2 separate regions of the Homo sapiens genome follow, and region 1 is linked to region 2. A link is an interaction called in ENCODE POLR2A ChIA-PET data of the cell type or tissue named here. Cell type or tissue: OCI-LY7. All regions are shown on one strand.

Evidence for each region. ChIA-PET counts read pairs that join two places held together with the same protein. Peaks named below come from ENCODE experiments on the same cell type or tissue, not always from the same donor. Only the 100,000 strongest peaks of a DNase experiment are listed, where the experiment ranks them.
Region 1: POLR2A ChIA-PET joins it to region 2 with 5 read pairs; 3 of 35 experiments call an interaction of 5 or more read pairs at or near these places.

The regions. Positions count from the first base shown.
Region 1 is chr1:22,056,061-22,064,060 of GRCh38, reverse strand. All of the region lies in intron 1 of CDC42 (cell division cycle 42), which reads right to left. Among named protein-coding and RNA genes, the nearest start is that of CDC42, 7.4 kb to the right of the region's middle. RefSeq lists enhancers at 1,733-2,233, 2,234-2,734. In OCI-LY7, no CTCF peak of the experiment used is centred here; no DNase peak of the experiment used is centred here; H3K4me3 peaks cover 667 bases; H3K27ac peaks cover 1,323 bases.
Region 2 is chr1:22,464,965-22,472,964 of GRCh38, reverse strand. The region is part of intron 1 of ZBTB40 (zinc finger and BTB domain containing 40); the gene reads right to left. Among named protein-coding and RNA genes, the nearest start is that of ZBTB40, 17 kb to the right of the region's middle. RefSeq lists a silencer at 7,454-7,601. In OCI-LY7, no CTCF peak of the experiment used is centred here; no DNase peak of the experiment used is centred here.

The DNA of each region.
Region 1 (8,000 bases), 410 kb after region 2:
CCACAGGATGAAATGTTATACATACTAAAGATGACTGTGAAGGCCTGGCGCAGTGGCTCACGCCTGTAATCCCAGCACTTTGGGAGGCCAAGGCAGGAAGATCATAAGAGGTCAGGAGTTCCAGACCAGCCTGGTCAACATGGCAAAACCCCATCTCTACTAAAAATACAAAAAGTAGCCGGTGTGGTGGCTCGCACCTGTAATCCCAGCTACTCGGGAGGCTGAGGCACAAGAATCACTTGAACCCGGGAGGCGAAGGTTCCAGTGAGCCATGATGGCATCACTGCATTCCAGCCTGGATGACAAGAGCAAGACTCTGTCTCAAAAAAAAAAGTTGTGAAGGTTACCAACAAAGTAATACAATGTTATTAAAAGCACATAACTGTTAAATCCTTTTTTTGTCCTAAAGGGGAAAAAAGCGCAAAAGAAATTTAACAGTAGTTGTGCTGGTATGTGTGCAGTTGAAGAACAAGATCCCAAGCACCTAACAGACCCTCTCTATCTAATTAGGACACAAGTTAGGACCTAAAACATCTGTTAAAATAGAGTAGGTTCTTGGAAGAACGAAATCCTATTAACTTATTACAAAAGTTATCTAAGTAAGATATCTAAATGCCTACTACAGCATTACACTGGGTAACAGAAATCTTGCCTTCAAAGGCCTTTAACACATTTCAATAATTTACTAAATGCCTACTCTGTACCAAATTCTATGCTAGAAAGTTCATCATACATCATCTAGTATACTTTACTGGTTATAAGGAGAAGAGGCTAACAACTGTAGTAGTCTCAGATTGCTACAATTTTACACTATGAAATATGAGTGCCACAGATTTTCAGAGTAAACATGGGAGAGTAATCTAAAATAATGTGAAAATAAATCTCTAGTTAGATAGGAGTATCAGGAGAAAAGGCACAAGCAAGCATGCAAAGTGGAAAAAAGAAACAAACAAAAAAAAACTATGAGTCCAAGTCATATAGACTCTAAAAGCTAAGCAGAACAGTCACTTCTTCCATATCCATGAACAGTGTTTTAGGAGTATCAATATTGTGCCTGTATTCCAAGGTGGGCTGCCAAAGACAACCAGATAGTCAAGGAAGTCAGCTAAGAAACTAGGGTAATAATCTAAGATTGAAATGGAGGATCTGCCCTGCGGTAGTAGCATAGAAATAGAGAATAGGTCATCAGGTTGGAGGTGGAGTGTTTAAGGACAAAGTTATAAAGACGTTTTTTGGTTTGAAAAATTAGAGGATAGGTTTGTACCATAGACAAATGGATAAGTTCGGAAAAAATCTTTTTTTTTTTTTTTTTTTTTTTTTTTTTTTTTTTAAATAGAGCCACGGTCTCACTATGTTGACCAGGCTACCAGGCTCGTCTCAAACTGCTGGCCTCAAGCAATCCTCCCACCTAGGTCTCCCAAACTGCTGGGATTACAGGCATGAGCCACCATACCCAATCAGAAAAAAACTCTTAAGATCAGGCAACTTATGTTCTTATACATGCACCAAAAAGACAAATCTTTTCAGAATCAGCACAGAGTAATTTGGTCGTAAGTCTACAAGAATGAAATCATGCCAGCCTATATCAGAAATCCTAAACAAGCAGACATTTGCAGCATAAAATAAGTCACTACATTACCTAGGCAGCAAACGTGACAAATTCAGAACCTTTCTTTTAAAAGTTATGAGGTGAGATGCCAACTACAAAACAAACTATGATTATTTAGACTTTCTTTGTTCTAGCTGATGAGGTAGAAGTACCTACATTCAGATTCTCAAACAATTTGTCTTATAAACCACAAGCCATTTTTTAAATGGGTCAAACAGCCAGGCATGGAGGCTCACGCCTGTAATCCCAACACTTTGGGAGGCCAAGGCAGGCACATCATTTAAGGCCAGGAGTTTGAGACCAGCCTGGCCAACGTGGTGAAACCCCGTGTCTACTAAAAATACAAAAATTAGCTGGGTATGGTGGCACATGCCTGTAGTCCCAGCTACTCGGGAGGCTGAGGCAGAATTGCTTGAACCCAGGAGGCAGAGGTTGCAGTGAGCCAAGATCACGCCACTGCACTCCAGCCTGGGTGACAGAGTAAGAATCCGTTCTCCAAAAAAAAGAAATAAATAAAATAAAAAAGGGTGTTCCATAGGGGTGATGGGGAGGATGAAACGTCATCAAACAAGTTTAAGAAACATCAAGTTAGGCCGGGCGCAGTGGCTCACGCCTGTAATCCCAGCACTTTGGGAGGCTGAAGGGGGCGGATCACTTGAGGTCAGGAGTTCGAGACCAGCCTGGCCAACACGGTCTCCACTAAAGTGGAGATGGCCAACATCTCCACTAAAAATACAAAAATTAGCCGGGCATGGTGGCGGGCACCTGTAATCCCAGCTACTCAGGAGGGTGAGGCAGGAGAATTGCTTGAACCCGGGAGGCAGAGGTGGCAGTGAGCCAAGATCATGCCACTGCACTACAGCCTGGCTGATAGAGCAAGACTCCATCTCAAAAAAAAAAAAAAAAAAAAAAAAAAAAAGAAAGAAACATGAAGTTAAACTGATTGACCGTCTAACTTCCCTAACCCTTTAAAATAAACTTATATACATTATGATTTCCAGGATGAAGATATAATAAAGGGTTTCTTTTTTTTTTTTTTTCCTGAGACAGAGTTTTGCTCTTGTTACTCAGACTGAAGTGCAGTGGTGCAATCTCGGCTCACTGAAACCTCCACCTCCCGGGTTCAAGCGATTCTCCTGCCTCAGCCTCCTGAGTAGCTGGGATTACAGGCACATGCCACCACACCTGGCTAATTTTTTGTATTTTTAGTAGAGACGGGGTTTCACCATGTTGGCCAGGCTGGTCTCGAACTCCTGACCTCAGGTGATCCGCCCGCCATGGCCTCCCAAAGTGCTGGGATTACAGGCGTGAGCCACTCTGCCCGGCTGGGTTTCTAATTTATCTGACACCCAAGCCCATGGAAATGTCTTTCAGATATTCTGAAACACACTAAGCCACACAGGCCTTACTCTAAAATTATCCCCTACCCTCATCTTTACTAGCTTATCAACTATTAGGATGATCTAACATTTCCTTTGCCCCTATGATGAACAGAGCAAATAAACAGCACGAATAAAATAGCAAAATAAAAAAACACTGATATCCATAGAACTATCCTTTCAAGTTATAAACCAAACTTTACACATTCTAAAATCTAATCACTTATTTTAAAATCTTGTTAATCTTAAACCCTATAATAAAAATGTTTTTTAGGCAAGCAAGTGATATGAATGTATTAATTCCATTTCAGAATTTATCTAAAACTGAGTTCTTCTCCAATAGTATTCAGCTAATGAAACAAATACTAGTAAAGTTGTAATGAAAATCCCTGAAACCAGAGATAAGTGTTATTCAAGTAACATTATTCTTTCACTTCCCACTCCTCTTCATCTGCTTTTATATAGATTAAAAACAAACTAAAAATATTACAAATACTCCTAAACTGTCTTCCAGCAAAGCAAATGAACCATAGCTGAAATCTTGTTTATGCTTTCTTCTACTAAATTTATCCTCTTTTCTCATACCCCTTAACACTAATTAACATAATATTCTTTTATTCCACCTCCATCTCCCTCTGGTTTAATCATCTGTTCCTCATTTGATCTGTTCTCAGACACCTCTCCTCCTTCCACATGGAGTAATGAATTGCAATAATCTTTTTTTTTTTTAATTTTTTGAGACGGAGTCTCAGCTGTCACCCAGGCTGGAGAACAGTGGTGCATCCCCGCTCACTGCAGCCTCTGCATCCCAGGTTCAAGCGATTCTCGTGCCTCAGCCTCTCAAGTAGCTGGGATTACAGGTGCATGCCACCATGGCTAATTTTTGTATTTTTAGTAAAGACGGGGTTTCACCATGTTGGCCAGGTTGGTCTTGAACTCCAGCCCTCAGGTGATCTGCCTGCCTCAGCCTCCCAAAGTGCTGGGATTACAAGCATGAGCCACCGCACCCAGCCTACTGATAATCTTTCAATTGAAAAGGACGTAGATGGCTTCAAATGGCCACTTAAGACACAGAGAATGGACACAGGTAATAAACACAGGTGTTCCTGAGACACTGATCCCCCAGCTCTCAGGGATAGTCCTGGAGAATTTCTCCTACACCATATAGTTAAAGAAGGAAAAAGGAAATATCAGAGAAATAAATTCAATCTGGCCCTTGAAAAATAACAGGCTGGGAGCCGTGGCTCACGCCTGTAATCCCAGCACTTTGGGAGGCCAAGGCAGGCGGATCACCTGAGGTCAGAAGTTCAAGACCATCCTGTCCAACATAGTGAAACCCCGTCTCTACTAAAAATACAAAAATTAGCCAGGCATGGTGGTGTGCGCCTGTAATCCCAGCTACTTGGGAGGCTGAGGCAAGAGAATCGCTTGAACCTGGGAGGCAAGGTTGCAGTGAGCCAAGATCGTACCACTGCACTCCAGCCTGGGCAACAGAGCGAGAATTCTCAAAAAAAAGAAAAGAAAAATAGCAATAATTTTTTCAGGCGGGTAGCTGAAAAAGATGATTTTGGTTCTTAACATTTTCCCTTGAAATTGGAAATATGATTTTAGCAAAGAAAGCAGAAAACATGTTTACATTTGACAAGCTAAATGCCAAGTCTGTATTTCACCTAAGTTTTCATAATGAATATGAATTATCCTAATCATATGCTTAGACCATTCCTCGTCACCACAATTAGTTTTCAATAAAATGTCACTTAAGTTCAAATGTATAATTAAGGCCCCGTGCTGTGGTGGCACATGCCTGTAATCCCAGCTACTAGGGAGGTGGAGGCAGGAGAATCACTTGAACCTGGGAGGCGGAGGTTGCGGTGAGCCGAGATTGCGCCATTGCACTCCAGCCTGGGCAACAAGAGCAAAACTCCGTCTCAAAAAAAAAAAAAATTAAGGCCCGGTGCAGAGGCTCACAACTGTAATCCCACAGCTCTGGGAGGCCAAGGTGGGAGGTCACTTGAGGCCAGGAGTTCAAGAACAACCTGGGCAACATAAAAAGGCCCCATTCTCTACAAAAATATATATATATATTTACAATTAGCCAAGTGTGGTGGTGCGTGCCTGCAATCCCAGCTACTTGGGAGGCTGAGGTTGGAGGATCCTTTAAGCCCAGGAGTTCAAGGTTACAGTGAGCTATAATCACACCACGCACTGCAGCCTGGTGACATAGCAAGACTCTATCTCTAAAAAATAAAAATAAAATTAAAAAATACGTAATTCGGCTGGGTGCGGTGGTTCACGCCTGTAATCCCAGCACTATGGGAGGCCAAGGTGGGTGGATCACCTGAGGTCGGGAGTTTGAGACCAGCCTGACCAGCATGGAGAAACTCCCAACATGGAGAAACCCCATCTCTACTAAAAATACAAGATCAGCCAGGCATGCTGGCACATGCCTGTAATCCCAGCTACTCGGGAGGTTGAGGCAGGAGAATCACTTGAACCCGGGAGGTGGAGGTTGCAGTGAGTGGAGATCATGCCATTGCACTCCAGCCTGGGCAACAAGGGCAAAACTCCATCTCAAAAAAAAAAAAAACTTTAAATAACACATTAGTTCCTGATAATGGGCAGACATGAGGCAATTCTACGTAATAGGCAGGAAGCAACAATTCCTTTAAAAACTAAATATGCTTCAGATTCATTTTCAGATTATGATCCTTGCAATAAATTGTGGTACACTGCCTAAAATAAACCAGGTTATGCTTCCATAGGAAAATAAAATGAAATAAAGCATTCACATTGTTTCCGAAATTTGAGACATCACTCTAGCAGTCCTGAAGAGGGTGCTTCAAGCCTTAATACACATAAAAATCATGTGGGGATCTTATTAAAATAAGATTCTGGGTCAGTAAGACTGGGATGAATCCTGATAGTTCTAATGAGCTCCCAGGTGACACTTATGCTGATGGGTCCACAGACTATACTGCATACCTGAGGCCTGACACCCTTGCTTCTATGACAACGGTAAAGGTAACGGATAAAAATGTAAAGGAGGCCGGAATGCAGCGGCTCACGCCTGTTAATTCCAGCACTTTGGGAGGCCGAGGCAGGCAGATCACGTGAGGTCAGGAGTTACAGACCAGCCTGACCAACATGGTGAAACCCCCCCACCTCTACTAAAAATACGAAAATTACCCGGGTGTGGTGGCGGACACCTGTAATCCCAGCTACTCAGGAGGCCGAAGCAGGAGAATCACTTGAACCCGGGAGGCAGAGGTTGCAGTGAGCCAAGATCATGCCACTGCACTCCAGCCTGGGTGACAGAGCGAGACTCTGTCTCAAAAAAAAAAGAAAAAAAAAAGGTAAAGCAATCTCCACTTCATTTAGAAATGTTTTTGGGCTAGACATAGTGGCTTATGCCTGTAATCCCAGTACTTTGAGAGGCCGAGACGGGCGGATCACCTGAGGTCAGGAGTTGGAGACCAGCCTGACCAACATAGAGAAACCCCATCTCTACGAAAAATACAAAATTAGCCAGGGGCGCTGACGCATGCCTGCAATCCCAGCTACTCAAGAGGCCGAGGCAGGAAAATTACTTGAATCCAGGAGGCGGAGGTTGCGGTGAGCCGAGATCGCGCCATTGCACTCCAGCCTGGGCAACAAGAGCAAAACTCCATCTCAAAAAAGAAAAAAGAAATGTTTTTGGATTCATCAGATTAGTCCGGGAGAAGGATGGTTATTAAAATGTTTATGTTTGAGAGAAACACAGCTTCTCAAAGATGGCGGGGAAGGGTCCTCACAGTTGTGCCAAGAGCAAAAATCTATACAGCACTCACTATGTGCCAGTGAACAGTCCTAAACACTTCATATATATTAATTCAATCTTCCTAACACTGCAGCCCTGTTAGGTAAGCACTACTGCTACCCCTATTTTAGAGGAAGTAAACCTGAGTCACAAAGACGTTACTTAGACTGCACATACCTAATAAGTGGCAGAACCAGGATCTGAACCCAGGCAGTCTGGTTCCAGAGTCTATGCTTTTAATCATTATAGTAGCAATATACCAATCAAGAACACACAGCAGAATTGAAATGGCAAATGGCAATGGCTTAATTTTACAGAAAAGGATGCAAGGTTAAAGTGTAAAGCATTACAGAACAACAGTAACAGAGCCTAAATCAGACTTTGTCTTAAGGTGATAGAGCACCAGTGCTTAGTGAATACCATGGCTGAACAATATAGTTTTCTGCTCTATTAGAAATTGTTCTGGACTTTAGTATAATGGCTAATGCCAAATCTTTGATTTAAAAAATATTTTTCTAAAATTGCAAAAAGGGACGCCACATTGGTGGCAGAAAGCCTGGTTTCACTTCACGGAATAAGCAGTTTGAGATCAATGTCCCAGAAGAGTTTTGACATTCAGGACTTAAAATAGCAGCAGCAGCAGCAGAGGTAGCTGAAATGGCAAGTAATGAAAATTGCTTTAGTAAAAATATTTTGGACTGAAGGTATGAGAAACTAAAAGTAGAAACTAGTAAGACACAAAGCATAACATGACCAGGAATCTGATACAGTAGTGAACAAGCGGTAAAAGTTATTTGCAAACAAAGAAATAAAGGAAGATAAGGAAACAAACATTAAGTGAATAATTTTTAGGAGAGTAAGAGAACTAGTAGTCATCACAGATTTTCTAAGTGATGGTAAATTGTCCAGACAGTGCAGCTGCAGAAGATACTGACCTAAACAGATGGAAAAAGTCAAGCAAGAGTAGATTAGTAATCACTACTTCAATGAGCCCAAATAAAGATATGGCTGACCAAGCACAAAAGCTGTCTCAGGAAACACAGCAAAAAGGCCCATGGAATATTAGGGAAAACGTTAACCCTCAGACATCATCAAATTCATTCACTTAAAAAATATTTCTTAAAACCTACTGTATGTATGGCAGTATTCTAGGCATTAGCAATGGGGTGACCATGCCAGGCCAAAGCCCTGCCCTCACAGAACTTACAATCTAATG
Region 2 (8,000 bases):
TGACATGGAGGATCCTAACAACCAGGCCTTAGGCAAATAGCTCTGTGGCCTCCTGGTACCAACCCAAACTCTTTTGGAATGCATTCCAGCAGCCTATCTTCTAGGGCCCCAGGCTTTAGCCAGTTGCTGCCAAAGTAACTAGACCTAACAGGATCCTGTGCCAGGACACACTGCTCTTGATCTAGGAAATGGTCAACCAGACCTAGTTAAGCCTCGAAGGACCTAGAATGGTACAGCCAGCCAATAAATATATGCTGAACTGAACACAGTGAAGATATCTTGGCTCATGACACAATATATGACCTACTGTGACATTTCCTTTCTAGCCATTATGCCATCTGTCGTCTCTCACAGAATCAAACACCTCTACTTCTCTCCCATAGCCTCCTACTCAGATCCCCTGAAAGCTGTATTCAACAGCATTTCAAGGTTAGTATTCTCTTTTGTGGTGTAAAGTCTAAAATTAAAGCTCAATATGAGGCTGGACAGAGTGGCTCACGCCTGTAATCCCAACACTTTGGGAGGCCGAGGCAGGAGGATCACTTGAGTTCAGGAGTTCAAGACCAGCCTGGGCAACATGGCAAGACCCCCGTCTCTACAAGAAACACAAAAAATTAGCCAGGTGTGGTGGCCTGTGCCTATAGTCCCGGCTACTTGGGAGGCTGAGGTGGAAGGATCACTTGAGCCCAGGAGGTTGAGGCTTCAGTGAGCCATGTTTGTACCAGTGTACTCCAGACTCCAGCCTGGGCAACACAGCAAGACTCTGAAAAAAAAAAAAAGCAGCTCAGTTACATGCTTACTTGACATCTAGTACAATCTCGAGGGCCTCAAATGGCCTACCACAAGTACCCCTCCCCATTGTGCTCCACGGATAAGGTCCCCTGCCCAAACAATCCTCCTTACTAAGGGGACCAGGTACAGCTCTTGCTTATTCTTGAGAAGTGAGTGGGTTACAGTTCCCAGCCAGCCCCTGGAATTATTCAAACAAGCCAATCATATCCTCTGGCCAGAACCAGGGGGCACCATCCGCTCTTGACACTACAAAGGCTGCTTCCCACAGCCCCTCGCCGGTGGCTTACTCTGCTCTCGAGTGCAGCTCCCGTGTGGGCCTACGTGGTGTGTGGTATCCCAGCTTCCAGGCTGTGAGTATATGTGACTACAGCTGTCAAGCTCATCTGTCCACTGTCAGGTGTCATGTGTTCAGCATCCCCATAACCCTACAGTGGAAATCCCTCTCTCTTCGGATGGGGTGAATAGGAGGTGATTAAAACATCTTTTTTGCCCAATCCACTGGTCTCTGCCCTTTTCCATATCCCTGAGGCTCTCAAATGCCTTTGGCAAGGTCATCAACTGCTCTATCATGGTAATAATGTCTGGCATTGTGCTAAGCACGTTCCACACACTTTCTCATTTAATTCCCCTAACATCTCAATGAGGTAGATACCATTATATCCCTATTTTATAGATGAGGAAACTAATGTCAAGCAAGGTTATATAACCCACAAGACCACACAGCTAATAAGTTTGAGCAGAGCCCAAATGCAGATGTGCCTGGCTCCGTGTTCTTAACTACTACTTTAATCTCTCTGGCTGACAGTATTTCTGGGCTCACTGCCATCATTCCCCAATCCCTCACAGGCAGAGATGGACTGCTGGGTGGCCTGGCAGGAGTGCCTGCATTTGAGGCTCCTTGTTTTTTCTGCTGGTCTCTGCTAAAGGATGGATGGTGATATGTTATCTGGGAAAGAGTGCTATTGGAATAGGCCAGCTGGCTGGCTGCCAGAAGACTTTCCAAGATGGCTTCAACTTAATTTACCAAAAGGTCTAGTTTGGTTGTCAACCTTGCCGATACAGAAATCTTAACCTGTCAAAGTCTTAAAGTTAACTGGACTTGAGGAGGTTGGATAGCACTATCTAGACACAGAAGAAGCACAAATCAGAAAGGCAATTCATTAATTCACAAGGAGAAATATACCTATTCTTTGCAGTTATCTGTGAAAAAATTCAAATGGCAAGGTCAAATAACATCAGAAAGTCTCTTCAGAATCATAGAAGACAGCAAAGGAAGTTAGGTGTATGCAACCAACATTTAGTGGAAGCCTGGTGCCTCTGTCTTTACCATTAAAGTAAATGCCTGGCCCCACAACCCGGCAGGTGGAGTCTGAGGGCCAACTACACGGCACGGGCACTGCCAACTGACATTCTGTGATGTCTCGTCTATTACGGGGTTCCTAGACTCTTCTGTGGCTCCAGTTTCTATTGATATAGTTGCATTGCTTTGTCTTTGAGATAACTTTTGGCAGGTATCTAATAATCATGACCATGTGCTAATTTTTCAGTCTCTTTCTCTCAGAGTACCCTCCTACTGGCCCTGACCATAGGCTTTTCTTTTGACGCTCGGGACATCTGTCTATACCAGATCAGAACTACTCCTCCTTCAAGAAGCCGAAGCCCAATGAAGCTCCCAGCTCACTTCAGATTTATCCCCCTTCTAGCTTCCTTCTGGGCCATCTGCCATACACTGGCTGTGGCAGACTCATTCCTTGTTCCCTTTCTCTGTTCCCCCACCCACTCCTTTCTCCCACACACTTCATTCACTTGTTACTACTCTCCCTTCCTTCATGCCACTTAAAACTTTATAAAAAACTTATCGATACCAAATGTACATGAAATGATTCCTTATCAGAAGGATAACAGTCAGAATTATGCAACTAGAATTATCCTCAGAGATTATGTAATTCAGCCCTATTATTTTACAGATGAAAGAATTGATAGAAATCAAGTGACCTGCTCAAGTCATAAATCTATAACAGGCAACAGCAGGGCCAGAACCAGGATCCAGGTTTCTGAGCTTTTAAGCCAGTATTTGAACCAAGATACCAAACTCCTAAGTACACACAACAGGGCTTCAGTGGGGAGGGCTTCCATGCATCTCACATGCTGCTGAAGCACTAGGCTGGTTATACAGCCTGTTTATCATTTTTTTCTTCGAATGTTGATTAAAATTCAACCACTGATGGCTCTTTCAGCAAAAAAATAACTATCTTTAAGTCATAAAACTGCCCAAAATATATGCAAACATATGATTACAAATTTCCCAATCCACTGCCACTAGAACTATAAGGTGGGGCCGGGCACACTGGCTCACACCTGTAATAGCAGCACTTTGGGAGGCCAAGGCAGGCGGTCATTTAAGGTCAGGAGTTCAAAGCCAGCCTGACCAACATGGTGAAACCCCGTCTCTACTAAAAATACAAAAATTAGTCGGGCGTGGTAGCTACTCAGGAGGCTGAGGCAGGAAAATTGCCTGAAGCCAGGAGGCGGAGGTTTCAGTGACCCAAGATCGCACCACTGCACTCCAGCCTGGGTGACAGAGTAAGACTCCGTCTCATAAAAAAAAACAAAAAACAAAAAAACAAAAAAACCCTATCAGGTGGATTTGTGACTTGACCTCAAAAACATTTAGGTGACTATTAATATAGCCGGGTGCAATGGCATGTACCTGTAGTCCCAGCTCCTCAGGAGGCTGGCACAAGAGAATGGCTTGAGGCCAGGAGGCCAAGGCTGTAGTGCTCTTTGATCACACCTGCGAACAGACACCACACTCTATCCTGGGCAACATAGTGAGACTGTGTCTCTTAAAAAAAAAGAAGTAATACATTAATGAAAACATAACTGGAAGAGGCTTTTCTACGCATAAAGGAAACAGAAGAAATTCACAAATGATCAATAGATTTGACTACATAAAAATGTAAGCTTTAAAACAAAACACCATCAACAAAATTAAAACATAAATGATAAACCAGTGAACACTTCATGGCTTAAAGGAAGTGACAACCAGGCACAGTGGCTCAATGCCTATAATCCCAGCACTTTGGGAGGCCAAGGCAGGAGGATCCCTTGAGACAAGGAATTCAAGACTAGCCTGGGCAACATAGTGACACTCCATCTCTAAAAAAAATACCAAAAAATTAGCCAAGTGTGGTGGAGTACACCTGTAGTCCTCGCTGTTCAGGTAGCTGAGGTGGGGACATTACTTGAGCCTAGGCAGTCAAGGCTATAGTGAGCTATGATTGTGCCACTGTATTCCAGCCTGAGTGATAGAGCAAGACCCTGTCCCTACTAAACAAACCAAAAAAGAAAGATTATACAAATCAATAAGGAAACACCAAGCATGGCAGCCCATGCCTATAATCCCAACATTTTGGGAGGCCAAGGCAGGAGGATTACTTGAGCCCAGGAGTTCGAGATCAGCTTAAGCAACAGAGTGAGACCCCATTTCTACAAAAACTAAAAAAAAAAAAAAAAAAAAAAAAAAAAAGCCAGCCAGGCATGGTGGCACATGCCTATACTCCCAGCTAGTTGGAAGGCTGAGGGAGGAGGATCACTTGAGCCCAGGAGTTTCAAGCTGCAGTGAGCCATGATTGTGTCACTGCACTCCAGCATACGCAACAGAGCGACATCCTGTCTCCAAAAAAAAAAAAAAAAAAAAAAAAAAAGGAAACATTAACATTTTAAATTTTAAAAAGAAAAATATAGATAATTCACAAAAAATTAAAAGTCAATAAACTGATTAAAAATTCAGCCTGGTGAATAATTAAAGAAACGCAAATCAAAACATGGAATCAAAAGTTTTTCAGTGACAGTATTTAATTGGGAAATAGTGTTTTAGACCGTGGACTCGGATTTGGCAGAACTAACTTGAACACTTACTCGGTGACCTTGGGCATATCACTTTAATCACTGTGAGCCTTAACATCCTTATAGTTTTAGTGTGAAGATGAAATGAGAGAATGCACCTGAATTGCTTTAGCAAAGTGACTGTCAACAGTAAATGCTCAATAAGTATTAGCTTCTTTTCTTTTTTTTTTTTTTTGAGATGGGGTCTTGCTCTGTCACTCAGGCTGAAGTACAGTGGTGCGACCTTGGCTCACTGCAGCCTTGACCACCTGGGCTGAAGCAATCCTCCCGCATCAGCCTCTCAGGTAGCTAGGACTACAGGCATGAGCCACTACACCTGACTAATTTTTTGATTTGTAGACAGGGTCTCCCTATGTTGCCCAGGCTGCTCGCGAACTCCTGGGTTCAAGGGATCCTCCTGCCTTGGCCTCCCAAGGTGCTGGGATTACAGGCATAAGCTACTGTGCCCAGCCTGCTATTATTATCAGGAAAAAAAAAAAAAAAAAAACAGGCCTGACACAGTGGCTCATGTCTGTAATCCCAGCACTTCGGGAGGCTGAGGTGGGAGGATCACTTGAGGTCAGGAGTTCAAGACCAGCCTGGCCAACATGGTGAAACCCTGTCTCTACTAAAAATACAAAAATTAGCCAGGTGTAGTGGTGCCCACCTGTGATCCCAGCTACTCAGGAGGCTGAGGTGGCAGAATTGCTTGAACCAGGGAGGCAGAGATTGCAGTGAGCAGAGATTGCGCCACTGCACTACAGCCTGGGTGACACAGCGAGACTCTGTCTCAAAAAACAAAAACAAAACTACTTGCACTAATAACATAGGAGAGGGAGCAATGGGCTAGGTACCCACACAATGCTGATGGAAGTATAATCTGGTAAAACTTTTTAGGAAACAAGGCTGGTAAATAATCTGGGAGTAATCTGCTCATCTAAAGCTATAAAAATGTCCTTAGAGACTCGAGAATTTGCAGGGTGGGGAAAAGTATACTTTACTTGCACTGCTTGAATGTTTTACCAGAGTTACTTTATATACAAGCTGTATAATTCCAGATAAAAAAGAATGAGAAATCCATGATAGTAGCAGGAAAAAAAATGTTAATGTTTATGCCTTTTAGAATCACTTCTAGGAATCTATCAGAAATAATTAATTATATATGCAATGAAATATTTATGTACACTATATTCGCAGCAATAGTATTAATGGTTAAAAAAAACCCTGCAGACAAACTTAAATATACGAGGTTTTAAAGTAAATATGGCATACAGCCATATTATGGAATATTATGCAGCCATAAAATTAGGCTCTCTATATGACACTAAAAGAACATGTAATCCCCCAATAAATAAATAAATCGAATTTCATCATATTTTTCAATGTCTGTTTATCAAAGGACATCATCATGAAAGTAAAGAGACACTGCACAGAATGGGAACAAGTATTTTCAAATCACATATCTGATAAAGGTCTAGTATTCAGAATACATATAGTGTACCAGAATCTAGTATCCGGAACTCTTACAACTCAACAATAAAAGGACAAATAAGCCAATTTTAAAATGGGCAAAGGATTTGAATACACATCTCTCCAAAGACAGGCAAAGTGGCCAGTAAGTACATGAACAGATGTTCATCATCAGTCATTAGTAAATGCAGATCAAAACTGTAGTGAGAGACAACTTCACATAACACTAGGATGGGTATAATAAAATAAAACAGAAAACAGAAAATACAAGTGTTGCTGAGAATATGGAGAAACTGGAACCCTCACGGAATTGCTGGTGGGAACATAAGATGGTGCCACCCCTGTGGAAAACAGTCTGGCAGTTTCTCAAAGAGTTAAGCACAGAGACACCATATGACCCAGCAGTTCCACTCCTAGTATATATCTGGGACAAATGAAAACATGGATCCACTCAAAAACCTGTACATTAATGTTCATTGGAGCATTAAGCCTAACGGCCAAAAAATGCAAACAACCTAAATGTCCATCAACTTATGAATGGACAAACAAAATATTATACATGTAAACAATGGAATATTATTCATCCATAAAAAGGAGGTACTGATACATTCTACAACATGGATGAATCTTGAAAACATTATGCTAAGTAAAAGCCAGTTTAGCCAGACATAAAAGGCCACATATTGCTGTATATGATTCCATTCATATGAAATGTCCAGAATAAGCAAATCCATAGAGACAGAAAGTGGATTAGTGGTTACCAGACTCTTTGGGGAAGAGTAAATGGGGAGTGACTACTAACAGGTACAGGGGGGGTTTCAGAGTGATAAAACACGTTCTGGAATTGGAAAGTGGTGATGGTTATAATGGTGGCAGCTGATCCAGTTGGCCTGCCATTATCCTGGCTGAAGCAAGGAGGCCTGGGCAGGGCTACATGTTCCACGGAGCAGGCAGGGGCACCACCCAAGTTGTGGCTGCAGATATGAGCCTCCTTGTGTTCTTGGGGAGCCAGAAGCAGGCAGAAGCCCTGCCCCCCATGGGGCAGCTGAAACCCCCCAAACCATGGCTGCAACTCAGGCATCCCTGCACTCTTGGGGGTCTGGGAAGGCCCCACCCTCACAGGCTCAGAAGCACCTGCCCCCACTGTTTGGCTTCTCCCTGCTATCAGCACCCACTCCGATCTCAATCTGGAGCAAAGTTGGGCAGAGCCCAAGCACCATGAACAACAGCAGGCAGACAGAGTCCCAGGTAGAAGGGGGCAGGTCCCAGTAAGGTCCCTCCTTCAGGCCAGGCAGGGGCCTGAAGGCTGGGGGGCCTGGCTGCCAGTCCCACTGACCAGAGTGGGAACTGGTGCCTTTTCCAGGCCCGCCCATGGCCACCCATGGGCCAACTGGCACATACCGCACTTCCTCCCCTCTGAGGCCCATAAAAGCCCCGGACTCAGCCACAGCTGAGTAGACATGGGATGACTAGCTACAGAGAGGAGCTACCCTCTCTGCTGAGAACTTCAGAGACCTGCAGAGACCGCCAAATGACCTGCCCGCAGAGAGGAGTTACCCTCTCCAGGGCCTCCTCTTTGCTGAGAGCAGCAGACGTCTAGTCAACCAGCAAGCAGAGAGGAGCTACCCTCTCCAGGGCTTCCTCTCTACTGAGAGCTGAACACTCGACAGACAACCTGCCTGCCTACAGAGGGGAACTAACCATCGCGGGTCTCCTCTGAGCTGTTCTAACACTAAATAAATCTGCTCTTTGTTTTCTTCACCCTTCACTTGTCTGCATACCTGGATGCAGGACAAGAGGTTGGGCAAAGGCACCAACAGCCAACAGAGGTTTCCAGGAAGAAAATCGAC